Regions from separate parts of the Homo sapiens genome. Here region 1 is linked to region 2. Evidence: chromatin loops called from intact Hi-C (ENCODE). Cell type or tissue: mucosa of descending colon. All regions are shown on one strand. Each heading gives the region's core, and the rest is flanking DNA. Links, peaks and the distances in the headings are about the cores only. Region 1 has its middle 120 kb from the start of ALDH1B1. Region 2 overlaps LOC107987064 (a long non-coding RNA gene).

Region 1 (12,567 bases), core at 1,666-9,665, 62 kb before region 2:
GCTGTAAAAAGGCCTTTGGGACTCTGCCCCAACACTGGCACCTGCCTCTGCCTTGCGCAGCCCTCTTCTGTTTCAGTGGGACCCTTGTGCTCTCCCTCCCTCTCCCATCCCTCTCTCTCCACACAGTGACCAAGTTCTTTCCTTCAAAATCCCCGGGCAGATCAGAACGCCAGTCTGAACCCCTTCTCCCTGGAGCCACCAAGTCACAAGGAAGAGCCTGATGCCCCCCTGTTGGGGGAAGGGATGTCTGAGCCAGAGGTGCCAGCCCCCAGCCCCACTTCTGCTCTGTGTGGTAAGTGCTTGAGCACACAGTGGTGTGACACCACACCACGTGCCTGGCTATACTGACTGTGGACTAGGGAGATTGTGAGAATTTAGGGAATCCATCCATGTAAGGCATAGAGAAAGTCGTCAATGGCTGTTAGCCATTATGATCTGTTTTATAATAAAGGATTGATGTAAGCCATCATTTTTTAAAAGCATTTGGCTGCTAAGGAAGTAGAGCAAAAAAATGGCTTAGAAGATAAATGTAGGGCACTTACAGTTCTTTCTCTGCTCTGCCTTCAGCCTTATCCACCCTCCTTCCTATGCCTCATGTGCCAGTGCAGTGGTCTTCTCACTGCCCCTCAGAGTGTGTACCACTTTCTCAGGCCCCCATGCCTTTGCTCAAGCTGCTCCTTCTGCCTGGAAGACCTCTGCTCTCCTCCTGAGGCCTCTGTGTTACGCCCCCTCTTCCCAGAAGCCGTGGCAGGATCCCTCAGTAGCGGCAACTCCAGAATTTCCACAGGAGGGCTTAAGGTCAGTGCCATATTGAAAAGAGCAGGAAGCTTGGTCCTGGGAGACTTGTCTGGAAGCTGTGTTTGCACAACTCACTCACTGGGTTTGCTTAGATTGTGCGTTTATTTGGGGTGGCTTCGTGGGGCTGATGGAGATCACAGGGAACTCAGGCACCTCGCCGCCGCGTTAGAATGAAGCTCTGCTCCTTCTGTATGCACTCGGCGCGTGGCTTGCGCTGTTCTTGTGGCAGAGCTGGTGTTTGGTCCCTAGTGCTTCCTTGCCTGCCCTCTGCCCTCTGCTCAGCCTCTGCCCCCACCAGCCACAAGGCAAGACTAGTTCATAAGCCCCCTCAGAACAGTCACCAGCACCCAGATCCTCTGAACTCATGCCGCCAACTCCCCAGCTCATTTCACAGGAGGGAAAACTGAGACCAACTAACATTAAGGCCCGTGCTTCAGCTACAAAATAGGTGCTTGCAAACACCTTATGTTTGGAGCCAGGAGAAGGGATGTGCCATGGGATCAGAAGTCAATAACAGTTGGATTAATAAATCAAGCAGTAGATAGTGAAATAAAACAAAGTCCAGAACCTATTGAACTAATCAATAACACCTGATTGCCTGCTACAAGCTGAAAATACCAGCCACTGATTACCAAACCCTCAAGCCACTAGACAATTATCATTGTATGCAGTGGCTTTCAAACTCTACCATGTATCCGGCACCTGGGGGCTACAGAATACCCAGAGTGCTGGGCTCCACCACCAGAGTTTCTGATCAGCACATCTGGAGAGGGGCTCAAGAATTTGCATTTCTAACAAGTTCCCAGGTGCTCGTGATACTGCTGGCCCCAGGGAACAGACTCTGAGAACCACTGATCCAATGTTTTATCTTCTCCAACCCCGAAGACTACTGGGTGGCCCAGGTGGCTGCTACAGTGGGACTTGGGATTTCACCTGTAAACCAGAAGTGTAATGATCTCCCCCCAGCCTCACATCCCCAGTGCCGATGGTCCCCACTTAAAACAGGTCGAGCCAGCCTTCCTTTCACTCCAGATCCTGGCCCTTACTGCATGATATTGAAATGGACCATTTAGCATCTTTCTCCCCCTAGTTTCTCCCCTGGCCTAGGAGTTCCTTTCAGGTGGGGACTGCCTCATTCATCTCAGGATTCCCACAGCCTGGAATAGGGCCTGAGACTGAGGTCTCATTGGACATTCCTTGAGATTTGCGGTCATTGAGGCTGGCAGAGGGGAAGGGATGTCCCCACACTCATGCCGGCGGTTAGTGATGGAGCTGGGCCAGAACTTGTCCCCTCCTCTGAGCCCAATCACCAGGTGCCCCCAGGTGTGGCTTGTTCTTTGGTTATTTCTTCCTTTTCACGCACTCTGAGAAGAGGTTTCCTAGCCATGCAGCTTCCTATCCACGTCTTTTGCTTTTCACTTTTCTCAGCTAGAATGGTCAAAGTAGGCACCCAACCCCCTCCCAGCCCCTCTTCTACCCACCCTCGCCTTAGGGAGCACAGCCAGACTTTCCCACTCCCCAGGCTTTGTACCTGCTCATTTTTCCTCCCAGGTTGAGCTCAACCATTCTTGACCAGGCAGTTTCTTCCACCTTAAAGCCCAGATCGAATGTCGTCTTCCTGCTACCCCTAGACTATCTGATGCAGAAGCAGTTCCTCCTTTTCTGGGCACTGTCAGGCTTTTGCCCAAAATGTGTCCCCAGTACCTAGGACAGGGCCTGATGGGGATGTGGGTGATTGTGGTGAAGCTATGGAAAGGACCCTGGAGATGAAGCGCAACTCCTCATCCCACAGGTAGATGGGAAGAGATGTACCCACACTCGTGCAGGTGGTCATCCAGATGCAGAGGGAGCTGCAGGAGTTCAGGCAGGAGTGACAGACAGACCCAGGAAGAAACCTGGGAAGAAGGGAGTCTCAGGGGGTTGGGCTTCCTCTTAACCTTATACGATCCAGTACCTGCCTGTGGTGACACTGGGAAGGTAGGAGGGAGCCCGCACCTACAGAGGCCACCTTCCCAGACTCTGGTACCCAGCCCATTGATTAGCCATTGTGATAAAGAAGTCCTCTAAATTGGGATGTCCCATCAGACCTGAGTTGTGAAGACTCTGATCAATTCACTCTTCCCTGCTTCCCTAATATAATCTAGACTCTCCAGCTTCTCTACCTCCCCACCTTGGCTGAGACCTCTCCCTTCTGGAAGCCCTCATGGACCTCTGCCTTCACTTCCTGAGGCTCTCAACACTTTCTGCCTCAGTTACTAATATAATGAGACAGAAATAATACAAGGTGGTCATAGGAGAAAATTCCAGGCAGCAGTTTCACACACACACACACACACACACACACACACACACACACACACACACACCCCTGTTGAAATAGCTGTATAACAAAAAGGAAACTGTTGAAATAGCTGCAGAAGCTTGGGCCAATAAGACCCTGAAAACCAGGATGTGGCCAAGCTGGTTAAGAACGACTCAACCCAACATGGTGCTGGATTTGACCTCAGTTTCACCAATGACCTCGTTATATGCTCATTAACATAATCACACACCCACCAGTGCCATAACAGTTCTGGAACACCCATATTTAGCGTAAAAATGGGTGGCACCACATTTCCAAAAAGTCCTCACCTTTTCCCAGAAATCTTCATGGATACTCCACCCGTTGGTTAAAGAAACCCATAAAGTTAGAAACCACAACCCCCCTTAAGTGACTCTCTCTGAACACACCCTCACTCCCCTTTCTTGAGTGTATGCTTTTGCTTTGCAATAAATCTCTGTACTTTCACTATATTCTGACTGAGCCTTGAATTCCTTCTCTTGACAGTGTCTGGAGGCCAGGGTCGTGAACCAAGGTTCTAGATCAGGCCTCACTTTCTTCATCTTCGGGATGAGGAGTTCGGCTTCATCTCCAGAGTCCTCTCCATAGCTTCACCACAATCACTGAGCCCTAATCAGGCCAGTCCCAGGTGCTAGGGACACAGAAGGAGTCCCTGTAACAAGATTCATGTGCAAGTGATTTATCAAGAAGGTGCCTCCCAGGGAAACCAGTAAGGGAGTGGAAGCAGGAGAGGGAGGGAAGAAGCCAAGCAAGGGAGTCCCACAGAGGGTAGCTTCGGGCCGACACACACAGCACTCTGCAGTGTAAGTTAAGCCTCAGGATGTCCTGTGCCAGGATCAGGGAGTGAGGCATCACAGTCCCACACCTGCCAGCCATTAGCTGAGGGAAAGTTTAATTCCCAGGTACTTCAGTCTGTCTGCGTTTACTGGAAAAGTTTCCAGTAGCCTGGGCAGGTGGCTGAAGGAGTCACAGGTGTGTAGCCCATTGAGAGCAAAACCACACAGCAGGCAGGGGAGTCCACAGAGCCAGCAAAAGACATGTGAGGGGTGTGGGTGGAGCCCCTACAGTGCCCATCTTTGAGACAAGCACCATCCCTGTGTTCAAGGAGCTCACAGAGGAGAAATGGGTATGCAAACAGGCTAATTCAGTTTCACCTGCGATCTTGGGTATTACTTGTCCTCACCTTTCTGAAGATCACCTTTGCAAGATCACTTGCAAAACAGGAAGTTATAAACAGGAGATTGAAGTGTGTATTGCACTGGGAGGGAAAGAGGGAGGGGCTGAACTGGCATTATCAAACCTGATTTGCATCTCCCTCCCACTCCCTGCCCCAAGTGCAGGCTGCCGTGGCAAAGACAGCCGAGATGGTTAGGACACCTCAGGAATCACAGGGCCCTGGCTCCCCACAGACTAATTGCAAGGCCAGGATATCAAAAGGGACTGATCTTCCCAGGGATGCGGGCATGTTTTCATAATTCTGACAACCTCCTTTCATCCTCCATCTCTGACATCGACAGAGACATTAATCAAGTCATTTCCTGTGCAAATCCACACTCCCATCTTCAGTTCTCAGGGCCCAGGAGGTGAGGATGGGGGAGGAACAGGGGCTCAGGCCCTGAGAGGGCTGTCTCTGGGTGACAAAACTGAGACTCTGTGAAGAGGGGGCCCTGTTTTACCAGGTGATGTTGGAATGCAAGCCAAATACTTGTGGGAAGTTCAGGCACTGCCAGAGCCAACAAAAGGGGGTTGTTTCCAAGCCATGGTTCCCAAACTCTGTTCCTCCAAGCCCTCCATTGCAAGAAGGGACCATCAAGGTCACCAGGAGGGAAGGAACAAGAAACTCTGTCCCCGTACTTCAACACATGGCATTCCATGAGAGGCCACTGGAAAAGGCATTTGCAACTGGAAGAACCCCAGGTGCACTGATCTGGTGAAGCCACTCCTCTTAAGGCTGCGAAGCCTGGGAGGGGGCTTGGGGAGGAGGGAGGGGAGAGCTCCAGCAAGTTGAGATGGAGCCCGGCCTGGACCCACAGCTCCAGGTTCTTGGTTTATTCCCATCCGCTTATCCCTACCTCCAACAGAATCTGAAATTCAGTGCATGAGGCCTGAAAGGGACCCGAGAGGTGATTCCGTGGAAATTTCCTCCTTCCATCAGATGCCTGGGTGCTCTCACAGCATCAGTGACAAATCCAGCCTTAGCTTGGACACGCCCAGCGATTGCATGCTCACTGCTTCCTGTGTCCCTCCCTTCTGTCTTTGTATAGCTCTGTATAAAAGTCTTCCTCCATTGCTGCCTGAACTGCCCATGGCTCAACTTTCTCACTGTGCCTCTGGGGCTATGTGGAGAGACTCTGTCTCTCTCTCATAGAATAGAGCCCTTTAGGTAGAAACAGTAGTAACTACAACCGTAATAGTACCCTACTCCTTAAAAAGAATTTCTATTAGCCCTCCCATTCAACTTCTACCTTAGGGACGCTTCATAGTAACAGCAAAGATGTTTTACTGCTTTGCTATTCACATAGTATTTTCACCTTCACTGTGCCTCATTTCTCACAAGAACCCCGTCCAATATGCACAGTAGGGATCCTATCTGTCCATTTGTCAGCAGTGGCCAACAGAAGGGCTGGGATTTGTCAAGATTCAGCACAGATGGACCCCAAAGTTCCCATTTTCCTGAGTCGAGGCATTGGATGCTGCACCCCCATGGCAACGGGGCCCTTGTTCTCTCATCTAGCAGGTGTCGCCGGTGCTTCCCTCGAGGGCCCATCCAACTTTGCAATCCCCCTAATTGGGGTGACATTGAAACGTGTGTTTGGCTCCTGTGGTTGTGATATTTAAATCATCTCAGTCTCACATGGGAGGGTGGGGAGGTGGCTGCACGGCTCTGAGCCCCGGAAGAAACCCTGAGTCTGTGAGTATCCGTTCCCCCTCCTCAGCCTGGCTGCCTGCAGTCATGTGGGCCCTAATGGTTAAATTCCACATGGGGGTCTGACCTGCAGATGCAGGGCAGCTCTGGCCGGCAGAAAGCAGCTGAGTGCCACTTACTCATAATGCCAGCTGATTCATTTTTCATTCACTCGGCCAGTTGGTGGATGAATTAAGTGATGCAGCCGGAATTAGCAGCTACAGGCTTCACTTTGCCAGCATTAACATCTCCAGTTTTAAGCTCCTTTAGATAGACACGGTGAGGGAGAGGAGGAACATTGGGTTGGGACTTAAGGTGAACTGGGTTCAAATCCCAGTTCTGCTACAACAGTTTGGTTGTATTGCTTTGGGCAAGTCCCTTCCCTGTCCTGGGCTTCATTTTGCTGGTCTTTACCATGAAGGGATTTGCATCTGGAGATTTCAAAGGGGGACTTTTCAGGATGCCACTCTTCACAGCCTTGTTCATGAACCAGTTAGCTAAACGGCAAGGACAGACAAGAGGTTGCAAACTGATGGCCCACGGCTTGGATTTGTCCCATGGATGTGCTTTATTGAAGAAGCATACTGTTATGCAAGGGTATATTTTTATTTTGAAAGTGTTGGCCGGGCGTGGTGGCTCACGCCTGTTATCCTAGCACTTTGGAAAGCCAAGGAAGGTGAATCACTTGAGGTCAGGAGATCGAGACTAGGCTAGCCAACATGGGGAAACCCTGTCTCTATTAAAAATACAAAAATTAGTTGGGCATGGTGGTGGGCACTTGTTATCCCAACTGCTTGGGAGGCTGAGGCAGGAGAATCGCTTGAACTCGGGAGGCGGAGGTTGCAGTGAGCCGAGATTGCACTGCTTCGCTCCAGCCTGGGCGACAGAGTGAGACTGTGTCTCAAAAAAAAAAAAAAAAAAAAAAAAAGTGTTTGATGGGAAATGCACATCCCAGTTTGGCCCATTCCCCAACATCTCCTATTTTCCTACACCTGGCACCTTTTGGTCACTCACGTTACTCTATCGGGCATCTGATGACATTTGAGTTTGCAACCCTCAGGTCAGTGGAATCACTTTCTATATACAGAATAGTAAGAGTGAAGACAGCAATTCCCACATTGTTTTATGGTTCCAGTTTAACCAAACCAGTTTCTATCCACTGAAGTGTTTGGCTTAATGCTAGGTCTCTACACAGTTTCACAACATCTCAATTTCCTTATTTTCTATCCACATAGGATTGTGGTAAGATTCAAGTTGGTCATATACAGTGGGGATTAAATTTATTATTCTAAAAGCTGCTTGCCAGAGTCATTGCATTTTAGAGATGAACGCTAAATTCACCTTAGTGGACGATTGCTTTGTTTGGGAAAACACACTATTAGACCTTTGTTATCTAAAAGCAAGGCCCAGGACTTGGTTTTAAGGAGTGAGAGGCAGTGGTGGAGGTTGTGATGGACGGATAAGAACAGTAATGCTTCAAATAATATAGTGAGATTCAGCCTTACTTGGGTAGAGAGTTTATGAAGTTAACTGATTCCAGATTTCTTGAGAGCTCAAAAACAAGATTGGGGGGGAACTTGAGACACAGGAAAGAGGACACAGGCAAAGGATCTTGTCCCCAAGCAGGAGTGAACTTGAGCAGCATGGATCAAGGTGACTCCCCAGCAGGGTACAGCTTCTTTGACTGTAATACTCATTTTTTAAACTAAAAATGTTGACAAATGTCAACACACTAGAATGGGAGTTGACAAACTATGGCCTGTGAACTCAGCCCACTGCCCATTTTTGTATGGCCTGAAAGCTAAGAATGATTTTTATATTTTTAAGCATTTAAAAAACTCAAAAGAAGAATATTTTGTAACATGTGAAAATGATGTAAATTCAAATGTCAGTGTCCATAAATAGAGTCTTATTGGAACACAGCCATACTCATTTGTTTATGTTTTGTCTGCAACTGCTTTCATACCGTGACAGAATTGAGTAGTTGCAATAGAGACTGTGTGACTGCGTGTGGGGCTCCACAGTGTACAATCACTGGAGTAAGTGGGCATAGATCCCTTGGAGGAGAAATGGCGGAGTCATCACAGTATATACTTGCTGTGGTGTTTTGGAATCCTTTTCCCTAGGGACTAGCCTCCTCCTGGGTCAATGGACTCTGGATATGAAAACTGGCTCATGCCTATGAACCGAGTGAGTAAGCATGCCCTCTTACTAGGGGGCCATCCTTAGCCTCCTGCTCCTTTATTCATGTGTTCTTCCTACAGGAGATGTTAAGCAGCACCTTTGTGGGCTGCCCGTGTATTTTACTGCTAAGTACACTCTCTTAGTCAGCTTGGGCTGTGTATTCATCTTCAGAGAGACAGAACCTATAGGATATATGAAAAGGGATTTATTAGGGAGAATTGGCTCACATGATTACAGAGGTGAGAAAGTCCCTTGATGGGCCATCAGCAAGCTGGAGAACCAGAAATGCTGGTAGCATGGCTCAGGACAAGTCTAGAAGCCTCAGAACCAGGGAAGCCCATGATGCAGCCCCAGTTCGAGGCCAAAGGCCAGACAGTCCCCTGGAGGATGCTGGTGCAAGTCCCAGAGTCTAAAAGCCAAAGAATCTGGAGTCTGATGTCCAGGGGCTGGAAGAGGAAAGAGAGCTCATTAGGTTTAAAGTCATGAGGATGGAGCCCCCATAATGGGATTGGTGCCTTTATAAGAAGAGGAAGAGACCAGAGCTCACTGTCTTTCTGCCATGTAAGGATACATCAAGAATGCAGCCATCTGCAAGCCAGGAAGAGGGCCTTCTCCAGGAATAGAATCAGCCAGCACCTTGATCTTGGACTTCCCAGTCCAAGAGTCTCTCCAGAAGGGAGAGAGAGAGAATCCCTCTTCTTCTGCCTGAATGTCCAAGTCAGGCCCCCAGCTGACTAGAGAGTGTCCACCCATATTAAGGGTGGGTCTTCCTCTGTCAGTCCACTGCCTCACACTTCAGTCTCCTCTGGAAGCACCCTCACAGACACACCCAGAAACAATGCTTCACCAGCCATCTGGGTATCCGTCAATCCAGTCAAGTTGACACCTAAAATTAATCATAGGTTGCAATGACAAAATACCATCGATTGGGTGGCTTAAACAACAGACACTTACTTCTCACAGTTCTGGATGCTGGGAAGTCCAAGATCAAGGTGCTGGCTGATTCTATTCCTGGAGAAGGCCCTCTTCCTGGCTTGCAGATGGCTGCATTCTTGATGTATCCTTACATGGCAGAAAGACAGTGAGCTCTGGTCTCTTCCTCTTCTTATAAAGGCACCAATCCCATTATGGGGGCTCCATCCTCATGACTTTGAACCTAATGAGCTCTCAAAGGTCTCAGCTCTCAACACCATCACACTGAGGGTTAGGGTTTCAACAAAAGAATATGGTAGGGGGAACACACATCCCGTCCATAATAGACCCTATGTTCTATTTACACTGCTACAACTTCCTGTGGTGGGAAGCTCCAGTCTGGCTGGTTGTTACCATATTGCCTGCATCACCACCCCACAAGTGCTACCACCTGGCCTCTCTATTACTTCAAGGCCTATGATGTTCATGGCTGTCTACAAACCCAGCTCTGTGACTGCCTGTCCTCCTGTCAACCCTGGTTGGCAGAGGACAGCCACCACTTAGGGGTGTGGATGCTCCAGTCACCAGAAAAAACCTGATGGTTTGGTGAATGTCAAGTCCTTGGGGCATCCCATGGAACATAATCTTCGGGTGGATCTTCCGGCCTCATATAAGATATCGACTCCAGCATGCTCACCTCCCTGAGCCTCTGAACCCTCCTTCTACCACCTGCCAAGGTAACTCCAGCATCTTCACCTTGCTCAGGTTGTCCATCAGCATTGCCAGTCTTCTTCTAAGAGCCACCCTAGCAATGAATTTGCCTCTAACCCTGGAGTCCTTGCTGGGGTGTTAAGTCTCAGTGTCCCAAAAAAGTGCCCCCAGGTCAACAAATTATCTCTTATTTAGTCACATGTTCCAGCCTCCTGGTCAAGCACCCCCAAAATCCAATCCCAGGGCTACTCTCCTGGCTTCTCATGCTACATGCTAGCTAATTCTCACACCTCCTTTGAGGTGTAATCTCTTTCCTCCCTTATCAGACTCAGCACGTCCCAAGCCAAGTTCTAGGATTTAATCCTGGTTAGCAGCCTGACAAAGGGGGAGCAGCTCCTGAGGACAGGGCTCCTGCTTCCTTGAGGAGAGAGGGGTTGGTGTGGGGGGTGCAAGGTTTCTGCAGTGTCTTCCTACAAGGAGGAAATGCAAGCTCCTACTACAGAAAGGTGGGCCACCTCTGGAAATGCTGGCAGTTCAGGAGGGGTCTACAGACCCTGCAGATTCTTGCAGACATCTCCCAGAGGTCCCCACTCATGTTTCAAGATTTTATGTTTCCCTAACCAGGACCTACCTTAGCTTAATAGACCTGTCTTCCCTGGACATCTAAACATCTATGGCCCTCAGCAACTCTATCAAGTCCCGAGTCTGGTTTTATGGCAAAGGTAATGATTTCTTTGTGCTCTACCAAAGGGGCAGCTCAGGCTCTCACATTCAGCCTTTAACGGTTTGTTAAATGCCCTGAATTTCTCACTATCCCTCTGCAGGGTGTCACACCTTTGTCAAACCCAGCCAAATCCACAGTTCTTGTTGGCCTTGTTCCCTCTATTCCTTCAAGTATGTGTACTATTGTACCATCCAGGGTGTTATTCTCCACTGGGACATTTTCCCAAGTCACCACTTGTGAAATTTTCAGCAGTTGGGCCACCACCTTGTGCCAAGGACTATCAATGTCCCACATTCCACGTGTCCCACTTGGGATGGAAGCCTCCTTAACACAGCCAGTCAGTGAGGAAGTGGGGCCCCAAAGCCCATCATTCTACTGCCTGCTCTCTGACACTCTACTTCTGCTAGGGTGGGGCCTCCAAGATGCAGGCACCAGGATAGGGTCCAATGTGCAAGAGATGTATTAGGAGAAACACCTGTGAAGGAGAAAGGGTGCTGGAGTAGGAGTAGGTGGGGAGAGCCTTCAGACAATGATGCAGGTCTGACACCTGTGGAAGGAGAATGGGAAGGAAAGATTGTCAGGAAGGAAGAGTATCAGATACCATGCAACTCGAGAAAGGTCTTGGCCAGGGAAAGTTACCAAAGACAGGTAGCCTGTTAGAGGAATTGTGTAGTAGGCAGGAAGGAGCCAGCACCTGTATCCCTCTGTGCTGAGTCTTTAGCTGGGAGCAGTCCTGGGAAGCATGGCCTTGGGGTGAATGCTATGATAGATTCAACTGTCAGTCAACTCCACCCTGTCACAGGCTCTCTTAAAGGGACCAACACGCCCACCACAATATCTCCATTGGTTTGTCCCACCTTTCATGCAACGTCATTAAAATTAATAGCTTACTGATGGCTGGGCTCGGTGGCTCATGCCTGTAATCCCAGCATTCTGGGAGGCTGAGGTGGGCGGATCACCTGATGTCAGGAGTTCAACACCAGCCTGGCTAACATAGTGAAACCCCATCTCTACTAAAGATACAAAAATTAGCTGGGTGTGGTGGTGGACGCCTGCAATCCTAGCTACCCAGGAGGCTGAGGCACGAGAATCACTTGAACCCGGGAGGCGGAGGTTACAGTGAGGAGAGATCACGCCACTGCACTCTAGCCTGGGGGATAGAGGGAGACCGTGTCACCTAAAAAAAAATCTCTATATAGATATATAGAGATATAGATATATAGAGATAAAATCTATCTCTATATATCTATATAGATAGATTTTACATATTTATATAGGGATATATATATATATGAGAGTGAGAGAGAGAGAGAGAGTTAGTTTACTGACCATCAAGCCAGGCAAAGAAAGGCATGGAGTCAGATAGAATCCAATCAGGTGTTATTTTAAATTTTGTTATAAGTGATATCCCTGTCAAAAAGAAAAAAATAGGGAATTCAATTTGGTATTGCACAAAGTGATAAGTTGGATGAAACTAGGTACAACACAATTGTTGAGGGGAGGGGTGTTGCAAACTCAAATTACGTAATTTAGGTCATGGTATAACTCAAATCTAAGGGGCCTGAATTGAAAGTCGACCTGCTCTGGGCTTGGAACCCCCTGAAGTCACATTAAAAAGCGCTTGAGAGGAATCACCCAGGATGATTACGTTTTAGTCTTCAGTGCCAACCACTACCTCTGGCCACCAGTACCTGCAGCCTGTGAGATGGTACCAATAGCATGACCGTAATGACTGACCCAGAACCTCAGCTCACCTGAAATGAGGGTGCTGTAGCTGGGTTGGCAACCTCAGTTTTCTTGGGATAAGAAAGCAGTTCCCACAGTGAAAAGGTGTCTTTTTAACCCCTGGAAGGTATAAATTAAATACATAAATAATGAAGTCAATTAATAGTAATACATTTATGTTAAACTTAGGAATGATCTGTATATACTTGATATTTGTAGGTTTTGTGATGTGTAAGAGAATTTGGCATATCTGAGATTACACTGTAA
Region 2 (12,567 bases), core at 2,528-10,527:
GGGAGGCTGAGGCAGGAGAATGGCATGAACCCAGGAGGCAGAGTTTGCAGTGAGCCGAGATTGTACCACTGCACTCCAGCCTGGGTGACAGAGCGAGACTCCGTCTCAAAAAAAAAAAAAAAAAAAAAAAAAGAACTAATCCCAATCCCACTAAAACTATTCCTAAAAATAGAGGAGGGAATACTTCCAAACTCATTCTATGAGGCCAGTATTACCCTGATACCAAAACCAGAAAAAGATACATCAAAATAAGAAAATGATAGGCCAGTATCACTGGTGAATATTGCCTCAAAAACCCTCACCAAAATACCAGCAAACCAAATTCAACAACACTTAAAAAGATTGCTCATCGGCCAGGCACGGTGGCTCACATCTGTAATCTAGCACTTTGGGAGGCCAAGGCGGGTGGATCACCTGAGGTCAGGAGTTTGAGACCAGCCTGCCAACATGGTGAAACCCCATCTCTACTAAAAATACAAAAATTAGTCAGGCGTGGTGGCATGCGCCTGTAGTCCCAGCTACTCGGGAGGCTGAGGCAGGAGAATCGCTTAAACTCAGGAGGCAGAGGTTGCAGTGAGCCAAGATAGTGCCACTGCACTCCAGCCTGGGCATCAGAGCAAGACTCTGTCTCAAAAAAAAAAAAAAAAGATTTTTCATCAAGACCAAGTGTGATTTGTCCCAGGGATGCAAGAATGGCTCAACATACACAAATCAATTAATGTGATACATCATATCAAAAGAATGAAGGACAAAAACATATAGTCATTTCAATTGATGCTGGAAAAGCATGTGATAAAATTCAGCATCCCTTCATGATAAAAACCCTAAAACAAAACTGAGGATAGAAGGAACATACCTCAACATAATAAAAACCGTATATGGGCCTGGCATGGTGGCTCACGCCTGTAATCCCAGCACTTTGGGAGGCTGAGGTGGGTGGAACACCTGAGGTTAGGAGTTTGAGACCAGCCTGGCCAATATGATGAAACCCTATCTCTACTAAAAGTACAAAAATTAGCTGTGCATGGTGGCACATACCTGTAATCCCAGCTACTCAGGAGGCTGAGGCAGGAGAATTGCTTGAACCTGGGAGGCGGAGGTTGCAGTAAGCTAAGATTGTGCCACTGTACTCCAGCCTGGGTGAAAGAGCGAGACTGCATCTCAAAAAACAAAAACCTATATGACAGACCCACAGCTAGTATCATACTGAATGGGGAAAACTGAAAGTCTTTCCTCTAAGATCAGGAACACAAGGATGACCACTTTCACCACTTTCATTCAACATAGTACTAGAAGTCCTAGCTAGAGCAGTCAAGAGAAAGAAATAGAGGACATACAAATTGGAAAGGAAGAAGTCAAATTATTCTTATTTGCAGATGTTATAATCTTATATTTGGAAAAACCTAAAGATTCTACCAAAAACTATTAGAACTGATAAACAAACTCTTGGAAGTAAAGTTGCAGGATACAAAATCAACATACAAAAAATCAGTAGTGTTTCTATATACCAATGGCAAAAAATCAGAAAAAGAAATCAAGAAAGTAATTTTATTTACAACAGCTACAAATAAAATTAAATACCTAGGAATTAACTTAACCAAAGAAGTGAAAGAACTCTACAATGAAAATTATAAAACATTGATGCAAGAAATTGAAGAAGACAAAAAAAAAAGGTAAAGATATTCCGTGTTCATGGATTGGAAGAATATTGCTAAAATGTTCATAATACTCAAAGCAATCTATAGATTTAATGCAATCCCTATCAAAATACCAATGACATTCTTCACAGAAATAGAAAAAACACTCTGAAAATTTATATAGAACCACAAAAGACCCAGAATAGCCAAAGCTATCCTAATCGAAAAGAACAAAACTGGAGGAATCACGTTATCTGATTTTAAATTATACTATAGAGCTATAGTAACCAAAATGTCATGGTACTGGCATAAAACAGACACATAGATCAGTGCGACAGAATAGAAAACCCAGAGATAAATCCATACATCTACAGTGAACTCATTTTTGACAAGGTGCTAAGAGCATACCTTGGAAAAAGGATAGTCTCTTCAGTAAATGGTGCTGGGAAAATTGGATATCCATATGCAAAAGAATAAAACTAGACCCCTGTCACACACCATATACAAAAATCAAGTCAAAGTGGATTAAAGACTTAAATCTAAGACCTCAAACTATGAAATTACTACAAGAAAACATTGGGGAAACTCTCCAGGACATTGGGCTGGGCAAACATTTCTTGAGTAAGAACCCATAAGCACAGGCAACCAATGCAAAATGGACAAATGGGATCACATTAAGTTAAATATCTTCTACACAGCAAAAGAAACAATCAACAAAGTAAATAGACAACCCATAGAATTGGAGAAAATATTTGCAAGCTACCCATCTGACAAATGATTAATAACCAGAATATAGGCCAGGCGCGGTGCCTCACGCCTATAATCCCAGCACTTTGGGAGGCTGAGGTGGGTAGATCACCTGAGGTCCGGGGTTTGAGACCAGCCTGGCCAACATAGTGAAAACTCATCTCTACTAAAAATACAAACAATTAGCTGGGCATGGTGGCGGGTACCTGTAATTCCAGCTACTTGGGAGGCTGAGGCAGGAGAATCGCTTGAACCTGGGAGGCAGAGGTTGCAGTGAGCTGAGATCATGCCATTGCACTCCAGCCTGGGCGACAAAAGTGAAACTCCATCTCAAAACAAAACAAAATAAAACAAAACACAAAACAAAACAAAACCAGAATATATATAAGGAGCTCAAACAACTCTATAGGAAAAAAATCTACTAATCTGATTAAAAATGGGCAAAAAACCTGAATAGACATTTCTCAAAAGAAAATATACAAATGGCAAACAGGCATATGCAAAGGTGCTCAGCATCATTGATCATCAGAGAAATGCAAATCAAAACTACAATGAGAAGTTAAAATAGTTTTTATTCAAAAGTTAGGCAGTAACAAATGCTGGTGAGGATGTGGAGAAAAAAGGACCCTCATACACTGCTGGTGGGAATGCAAATTAGTACAACCACCATAGAGAACAGTTTGGCAGTTTCTCAAAAAAAACAAAAGTAGAGCTACCGTATGATCTCGCAATTCCACTGCTGGGTATATACCCAAAAGAAAGGAAATCAGTATATCCGAGATAGCTGCACTCCCATATTTGTTACAGCACTATTCACAATAGCCAAGATTTGGAAGCAACCTAACTGTCCGTCAACAGATGATTGGATAAAGAAAATGTGATACATATACACAATGAAGTACTATTCAGCCGTAAGAAAGAGATCCTCTCGTTTGCAATGGCATGAATGGAACTGGAAGTCATTATGTTCAGTGAAATAAGTCAGACACAGAAAGACAAACTTCTCATGTTCTCACTTATTTTTGGGAGCTAAAAACTAAAATAACTGAACTCATGGAGAGAGAGAGTAGAAGAATGATTATTGGAGGTTAGAAAGGGTAGCAGAGGCAGGGAGGTAGTGGGGATAGATAATGTGTACAAAAAGATGGAAAGAATGAATAAAACCTTGTAGTTGCTAGCACAACAGGGTGACTATAGTCAAAAATAACTTACTTGTACATTTTAAAATAACTAAAAAACTATTGTTTTGTAACACAAAGGATAAATGCTTGAGGAGACGGATACCCCACTTTCCCTGATGTAATTGTTACGCATTGCAGGCCTATAGCAAAATATTTCATGTAACCCATAAATATATAGACCTATTATGTACTCACAAAAATTAAAAACGAAAACATTTTAAAAAGAACCTTACAATAGTAAATATTTCCATTTCCCCACTCTCAACATTTGTCTCGTTATGCATTTACTTTTACATGTTATAAATGCCATGTTGCATTGCAATTATTTTCATGTTAACGGTAAATTATCTTTAACAGAATTTCAAATAATATTTAAAAATCTTGTTTACCATGCAGTTACCATTTCTAATGTTTTTAATTACTTTCCATTAATTCATGATTCCATCTGGTGTCATTTTCCTTCTGTCTGACCAAGTTCCTTTAGTGTTTCTTATAGTGTGGTGTGCCAACTAAGAATTCCCTCAGTTTTTATGTATTTTTTAAAGTTCTTATTTTGCTCTTGCTTTTGAATGATCTTTTTGCTGAGATATAAACTCTAGGTTGACAGACTTTTCTCTCTTTCAGTCCTTCAGAGGTGTCATTCTTGTTTCTTTTCTTTTTCCTTTTTGTTTCTTCTTGTGGCTCCAGCTCCTGCTGCTTTTTAAAGTTTTCGTTTATCTTTTTTTTTTTTTTTTTTTTTTTTTTGAGACTGAGTCTCACTCTGTTGCCCATACTCAAGTGCAGTGGCTCCATCTTGGCTCACTGCAACCTCTATCTCCCAGGTTCAAGTGATGCTCCTGCCTCAGCCTCCCAAGTAGCTGAGATTACAGGTGCCTGCCACCATGCCCAGCTAATTTTTGTGTTTAGTAAAGACGGGGTTTCACCATGTTGGCCAGGCTGGTCTGAAACTCCTGACGTCAGGTGATCCACCTGCCTTGGCCTCCCAAAGTGCTGGGATTACAGGTGTGAGCCACCGCACCTGGCTTAAGTTTTTCTTTATCAAAAGGTTTGAGCTCTTAGATTATAACATGCCTTGATATCATTTTCTTCATGTTTCTTGTATTTGGGGCCCATTGGGCTTCTTCAATCTGTAGCTTCATATTCATCATTATTTGTAAAACACATTGTATAAATGTTCAATCTTTTAAAATGTATTACACTTGAAAACCAGCATATGGTCTATCCTAATGAACGTTCCATGGGTTCTTGAAAAAAAAAAATCAGTATTCTACATACAGTTCTTGGTGTCAAAGTGCCTTATAATGTTGTTCAGATCTTTATCCTTACTACTTTTGTTCTAACAGTTTTATCAATTACTGAGAGCATAAAAACCATAGTTGTAGGGCTAGGTGGTAGCTCACACCTGTAATCCCAGCACTTGAGAGGCCAAGGTAGGAGGATCACTTGAGCCCAGGAGTTTGAGACCAGCCTGGGCAATATAGTGAGACCCCATCTCTACAAAAAATGGCAAAATTAGCTGGGCATGGTGGCATGTGCCTGTAGTCCCAGCTACTCAGAAAGCTGATGCAAGAGGATTGCTTGAGCCCAGGAGTTACCAGGCTACAGTGAATTGTGATTGTGCCTCTGCACTCCAGCCTGGGCAACAGATTAAGACCCCGTCTCAAAAAACAAAAACAAAAATAGAAACTATGGTTGTGGATTTATCTATTCCTCCATTTATTTCTGTCAGTTTTTGCTTCATGTATTTTGAAGCTCTGTTATTACCCACATTCACATTTATTATTATATGTGTTAAAAATTTTATCATTCTTTTATTGTCCTCATGAACTGGACCCACTTTTTGTAATGAAGTGTGTTTATCTCTGATAATACTTCTTGTCTCAAAGTCTATGTTATCATCAGATAATATGGCCATTCCAGCTTTCTCATAATTAGTGCTTTTGCCTAATCTCTATCCTTTTACTTTTAACCTATGTCTTTGTGTTTTTAAGTATTGCTTGTAGACAGCAGAAAATTAGCTCTTATTCCTTTAACCAGTCTGATAATTCCTGCCATTTAATTGAAATGGTTAGTTCATTTACATTTAACATTACTTTAATACATTTAACATGACTTTAATGGCCATTTTGCTATGTGCTGTCTATTTGTCCTGTTCTTTTTTTCTGTTTTTCTTGTCTTTTTTGTGGTTAATTTTTTTTAGTATTCCATTTTAATTACTTTATTGGATTTTTCCTATTTCCAACATTTTATTTTGAAAAATTTCAAACGTACTAAAAAGTTGAAAAGTTTTACAACTTTTAAAATTTGTATACCCCGTACTTTCTTTGTAAACCTGCTTTCACTTAAAAAAAAAAAGTTGTATTCCCCATATACCCACCATTAACATTTTCTACACCTGTAGAAAAGACCTCAATTGGTCAACTCATCTTCCTTATTGGTGCCTTATATCTTTATTTAAACAGAGTAGAGGCAACTACATTTGAAGAGTTGCATTATAGAAATGTAATTCCTAGAACATGGGAAGTGAGAGTCTCATCTTTACATATTTATCAGGCCTTACTGTGAGAGGAAACAGGACCATCTGGACTGTGTCCAGAGGGAGTGACCAGGCACATATAGCAAGCGAACAGGACATACAGAAAGAAACATTTATAAATCATAGCCTTGCAGCCCCGTGGTGGTGGGGTAGGGGCAGGTGGCAAGCTGTTTGTGAGAGAATCCAGGCATCAGTGTTAAATGGATGCTCCAGGGAAACGAATGTTAGTTCTTCAGTAAAAGGAAGAACTAACAGGAAAAGGAACCATACATGAGCAAGACTTCCTTAGGAGAGAGTAAACTTCCCATCACTGGATGTATGCAAGCATTCTCTCATTCAACAGATGTTTATTGAGCCTTTTAGGTTCAGACATTGGGCTAGGCACTGCAGATAGAGTGGTGAACAAAACAGGCAGGGGTTCTTTGTCTTCATGGAGGAGGTTAGTATTAAACAATCCCACAGATAAATACATAACCATCAATGGTGATTTATGCTGGAGATTGGCTATGGCAGGAATTGGAGAGCAGGAGTAAATGCTTTCTGACTCTGAGACTCAGCAGTGTAGAATCACGGGAAGCACTACATAAGTGGTGGCTTTTATTATTATATTATCATTAACATTATCATTTGTTTTATTATTCATTCATTTCACATTTTCCGAGCACTCACCTTGGGCTGTGCAAGGAGATGAAGCTGCAAGGGATAGAAGCCTTGCCCTCCAAGTGGAAGGGCCATCCAAGGGCCATGATTAGAAACCAGGAGTCCCTGGAGGCACTGTCCGCCTAGGAAGCGGTAAAGGAAATCCGGGGGTGGGAGTGGGGACGGGGGGCGGGGGTGCTTCCTGGGACAGTGGGAGTGAGTTGGATCTTGAAGGAAGAGTGGGAGGAGACTTGAAGGATCGAAAGTGGGCAAACTGTTGGTATCAATTCCCCTCACACTCCCCTTCAGATCTCCAGGAAACCTGACAAATGCGAGGTGTCCCCTCCTCTCTCCAACCCCTTTCCCCTTCTCCTTCCTCTACCCCTTCCCACTTGGTGAGGGTTCAGCTCAGCTGGGCCCCTTAGCCAATTAACACTCTTTGCATCTGAAAAGCTCAAATCGGCTCCTCAGAGGTGTTAGAGATCAGAGTAATTAAGGTCTCTTTCTAATGCAAATCTAAACCAGAAATTGGATGTTTGTCTCCTTGGGAAATTAGGGTCCCCAGTTCTACCAGGAGCTAGTCAAACTCAGCAGGGGGAGGTGATGGCTTCAAGAAGCCAATTTATTTGGATGCTCTCCAGAAATATTTGATTCAATTAAATCAAACTGACTCCACATGGCAGTGAGAGTGATCTTTAAAGCAAAATCAGATCCCAACTCTCCCCTGGTCTTTGATTCACTCTAAATAAAGTCCAAGCCCCTCACCACAGTCTTGAGACCCAGCCTAATCGGCCCCTGCCTTTCCTCCAGCCTCATCTCAGGCCCCTTTATTAAGTGCTTGTCACACTTTGTGATTATTTTATTTACTGGCTGCCCTTCCCCACATCATTAAGTAAATACATCCCTGTTGTTGTTCACCCTGGAGCACAATATATAAAGTTGTCCAAGTGAAAAACAGCTCCATTGCAAATCAGCACTTGCAATTTGGAATGTGCCCTAGAGCCATTCAGAGGAGGACTTGTATTCAAAACCACCTCAACACCGTCTTTCCCTTCTCTGCCCTGTGGCACTAGCTGTCACTGACCTCTAGTTCTATCCTGGGTTCCCTTTTCTGGAGGATAACTGCTCATCTCTTTGAGATCCACCTCAGCTTCCTGAGTACTCTTCCTATATGGCTACTAAAAACTAGCCAAACATATTCTCACAAACACACCCTCCCAATGCAAAGGAAATTCCTCCAGACATAGAAACAGACAAAGAGAAATAGTGTTTAACTAAGTCATTTATTGTTCTTTTTCCTGTCTCCCCAGTTGGAATACATGCTTCAGGAAGGCAGGGACGTGTGTCTATCTTGGTTACCATCCTATCCACAATGCCCAGAGCAGTGCCTGACACTTGATGGATGTTCTAGAAATCTGTTTTAAATACATGGATTTTTCTGAAACTGCCTATGTATAAGCATGGTGTCAGCACTATGGGTGCAGAGGAGGACAAACCCAGATTCAGCCGTCAATAGCTCATAACCTAGTGGGGAGACCCCCTAGAGCCAATGACTCCTTTGTTGACTGAGCACTTGTGTCCCCCCTACAGTGGAGTCACACCATAAGTTCAAGACATAAGCAAATTCCACCATATGAGTTTGGGGGAAAGAAAAGCAGCAAGAAATGACCATCTTCCCAAGGTGGGCAATTCCACTCAGCAATTACACCCCAAAATGGGCACAAAGTGGGAGACATGAATTGAGGTCTCTCCATACAGAGGGGAAAGGCTGTGCAGACACAAGGGCATGAGGCCACATGCCAGGATAGGCATTGGAGAAAAGGAAAGGGAGAAGAGAGTAAGTCACAGTGGTAGTGATAACTAATAGCAGCTGCCATTTATTGAGTGGTTACTATGTGCTGGCTGAGTATCATGCTAAATGCTTTATGCACATGTACTGTGTGGTCCTCACAACTACCTGGAGTAGAAATACTCTTATTATCAAGAAGTTGATTGTAGCCACATTATGGAGGGCCTGCGGCATCATGTCAGAGAGACTCGAGTGTACTGATGGGGTCGGGGAGGAACAGGAAGTGTTTCAGATTTGGTTCTTAGATTTAGGCTGCAACAAAGGGATCTAAAAGCCCAACCTTCTGCACCAGGTGAATTCACCCTCAAGTCAGTCTAAACTGACATCCTCATGGGAGATTCTAGTGTCCAGGAAGGCCCAGAGACCAGGGATGGCTTGAGAGGTTGACTAGGCCAGCAGATGGTGCAGAGGAGATCAATTCACAGCCCTCTCTCTTGTCCCAGCCTCACGCACTCAGGCTCTCAGAGGAAGCTGGTTAGGGATCCTGGTCTGAGCCCTTAATATGCAGAGGGAAGACTGAGGCTTGGGAATGAGAAGGGACCCACCTAGGGTCAGTGGATGCATGAGGGAGCAGCACATGGAATAATTCTTCCAAAGTTCTGGTAGCAACTTTCTCTTTTTCTCCTAGTTCATTTTTCTCCAGTGACTCAGGAATTGCAGATCCGATGTCAATGTCGTCTTCCCCTACTCCTCCTTCTTCTCCCCACCTACCCCAGCAGGACAATCAAGGGTGAGAAGACAATGAATACTGAAATCTTTTGTCTCCCAAAAGGTCACAGTTCTGCAGACAGAAAAGCAGTCACCATTTCTCGGGAAGATGCTGTTTGCCTCAATAATGTTAGTCCCTTGGTTACGCTAGTCCCTTTTAACATAAAATAAAAAGAACAAGAACCAAGTTTCTCAGCTGTCAAAGCCTTGTCCCAAGTATCCCCTCATTGGACTCACACAGTAGCACTGAGAATGAGGCAGCACAATACTTGTCCTTCCAGTGCACGAAAAGGAAACTGAAGCATAGAGAAGGGAGGGGCTGTTCAAAGTCCTCCCTCATCCCAGGTTTTCATATGCCCAGGACGGTGACTTGCCATTATCCCAGACTGCCTCATTGAGTTTCTCAGCTCACTCTGACATAAAACCTAGCAGGGACACGGGTCCAGTCTTTCTGGGCAGCAGTGCTAACAAGATGTTCCAGGAGTTTTTACAGTGCTCATATATTTTAATCCTCTCCTGGAAGTCTAGCTTAATAAAATCATTTGAAAATAAGCAAAAACCAATGCAAAAGGATGCCTTCCCAACCCAGATACTTATTCTGGGAGAACTGTGAAAAATTGGATGCAACATAAATAGTCAACAATAGGGTGTCTCCATATGATGGGAAATCGAGCAGCCATTAAAAATGGTATTTGTGAATAATTTTCATGACATGGCAGAAATGCCATTAAGAAGTATAGCTTCAGGCCGGGCGTGTGGCTCATGCCTGTAATCCCAGCACTTTGGGAGGCCGAGGCAGGCGGATCACGAGGTCAGGAGATGGAGGCCATCCTGGCTAACACAGTGAAACCCCATCTCTACTAAAAATACAAAAACAAAATTAGCTGGGTGTGGTGATGGGCACCTGTAGTCCCAGCTACTCGGGAGGCTGAGGACGGAGAACAGTGTGAACCTGGGAGGTGGAGCTTGCAGTGAGCCAAGATTGCGCCACTGCGCTCCAGCCTGGGCGACAGAGTGAGAATCCGTCTAAAAAAAAAAAAAAAAAAAAAGTACAGCTTCATTCAAAAGTATAGAATATATGCATGCATAAAAGAAGACATGGAAGGAAAATTATGACAATGTTAGCAGTGGTCCCTCTGGTTGTTGGGGTAGTAGGCAAGCATAGCTTCTCTTTTCTGAACTCTTTACAAGTTTATTTATTCAACAACTGTCTATTATGTCTATTAAGCATTTTCCAAGGCCAGGCCCAGTGCCTGGCCTTGGGGATCTTATGGTGAACTGTGGAGGCCAATTATCTGCCATCTGGAGCCTGTGGCCCAGTAGGGGTGACAGAAAGTAACTAGGCAATCATAGATCCAAGGGATAAAAGCCATGAAGTGGCCAGTACAAGGTGGCATGGGGTGACATAGCAAAGATACATATCTCTGCTTTTATAATTGAGGAGTGTTAATCTTTAAAAGGCTAACCCGCCATAATGAAGATGTTTAAATATTTTAAAGAGCTCTGCAACAGCAGAGGCAGCTGGTAGGGGAAAGGCCTGTGCGGGGAGAAACCCCTGGCCAGCCCCTTCCTTTCTCTGTGTGGTGGGGACCAAGGATGGAGGACTAAGCATCCCTGCTTTATATTGCAACACCATTTTTGCAAGTATTCCTCAAGGGACAAGATTCATCCAGCCAGAAAGCAGTGGGATTTGCCTCCTAGCAGGGGCCAAGCTACACCTGACAGTATCCAGGGTCATTTTCTACCACCCAAGGGTACAGAGACAGGCCTCTAGTTAACCCCTGAGATGCTGGACTTCTCAATGCCTGTAACACTCTGGAAAGAGTTTACAAGTGAAGAAGTTCCTCACAGGAGGCAGATGCACACAGCAGCAGGGCCCTGAGGGTCCTGGAGGTATTCGCTCTGCCCCATCATCTCATCAGCTACCCATTCATAGATTATCTTGCTTTGGGGTAAGACATTGCCTTGCATCTCTTCCTAGTGGATGAGTCTTCTGGAAAGATAATATTCATTTTACATATGTTTTTGGAGTTCTTTTTTTTTTTTTTTTTTTAATCACATATCACTATAGCTCTTGCTACTCTCTATCAAAAGCTTGGGCCAAAATGAAATCATGTCATTCCTGTTTTCCAGCCCCTGTACTGGAAATTTACTCACACTGTACCTTCTCTCTGGAGTTCCTTTGCCCATCTCTTTGTGTCCAAATCCTACCACTTGGTCAAGGCCCAATTCAGATGCTCCCTCTTTTCAGGTCCTCCTTCATTTAATCATCAAGCATTATTGGTGTCAGGCACTGGGTTAGGCACTAAGAGTACATTTACATTAAAGCTGCCCTTGTCCTAAAGTAAATCAGTCTATAGGTGGGAAATATGGGTGATATAGTCTGGTTGTGTCTCCTTACCCAAATGTCATGTTAACTTACAGTCCCTGTGTTGGAGATGGGGCCTGGTGGGAGGCGACTGGATCACGGAAATGGATTTCTTATGAATTGTTTAGCAACAACTCCTATGTGCTCTCCTTGCAGTGAGTGAGTTCTTGTGAGATCTGGTTGCTTAAAAGTGTGTGGCACCCCCTCAACTCTGCTGCTTCTGCTTTCATCATGTGAAGTGCCTGCTCCCCCTTTGCCTTCTGACATGTTTGTAAGTTTCCTGAGGCCTTTCCAGGAGCCAAGCAGATGCCAGCATCATGCTTCCTGTACAGCCTGAAGAACCGTGAGCTAATTAAACGTCTTTTTTGTTTGTTTGTTCATTTGTTTTTGTGGCTGGAGTGCAGGGTGCGATCTTGGCTCACTGCAACCTCCACCTCCTGGGTTCAAGTGATTCTCTTCCCTCAGCCTCCCAAGTAGCTGGGACTACAGGCCCCACTACCATGCCTGGCTAATGTTTTGTATGTTTAGTAGAGATGGGGTTTCACCATGTTGGCCAGGCTGGTTTCGATCTCCTGACCTCAAGTGATTCACCTGCCTCAGCTTCCCAAAGTGCTAGGATTACAGGTGTGAGCCACCATGCCCAGCCTAAACTTCTTTTCTTTATAAATGACTCAGTCTCAGGTGTTTCTTTATAACCATGTGAGAATGGACTAATACAATGGGCAAAACTAAAAGGAAATGAACATACTTCATAATACCATGTCATATATGGTAACAATAGATTTATAGATATACATACAGATAGATATATAGATATAGATATATGGCATCCAAACATCTCAGAAAAGTGGGTATGAGTTACTTCAGGGGAGAGGAGAGTACATTGATACAATGCCTGAGCT

Evidence for each region. A loop is a pair of places that touch in the nucleus more often than their neighbours do. Peaks named below come from ENCODE experiments on the same cell type or tissue, not always from the same donor. Only the 100,000 strongest peaks of a DNase experiment are listed, where the experiment ranks them.
Region 1: a loop joins it to region 2, with 3 times the contacts of the local background. A loop is called at or near these places in 8 of 110 quality-filtered maps.

Annotation. Positions count from the first base shown.
Region 1 is chr9:38,270,538-38,283,104 of GRCh38, reverse strand. No RefSeq gene overlaps it. Among named protein-coding and RNA genes, the nearest start is that of ALDH1B1, 120 kb to the left of the region's middle. In mucosa of descending colon, for the core only: no CTCF peak of the experiment used is centred there; DNase peaks (open chromatin) are centred at 4,484 and 5,340.
Region 2 is chr9:38,209,267-38,221,833 of GRCh38, reverse strand. All of the region lies in intron 1 of LOC107987064 (a long non-coding RNA gene), which reads left to right. Among named protein-coding and RNA genes, the nearest start is that of SHB, 150 kb to the right of the region's middle. RefSeq lists an enhancer at 7,067-7,947 and a silencer at 9,736-9,936. In mucosa of descending colon, for the core only: no CTCF peak of the experiment used is centred there; no DNase peak of the experiment used is centred there.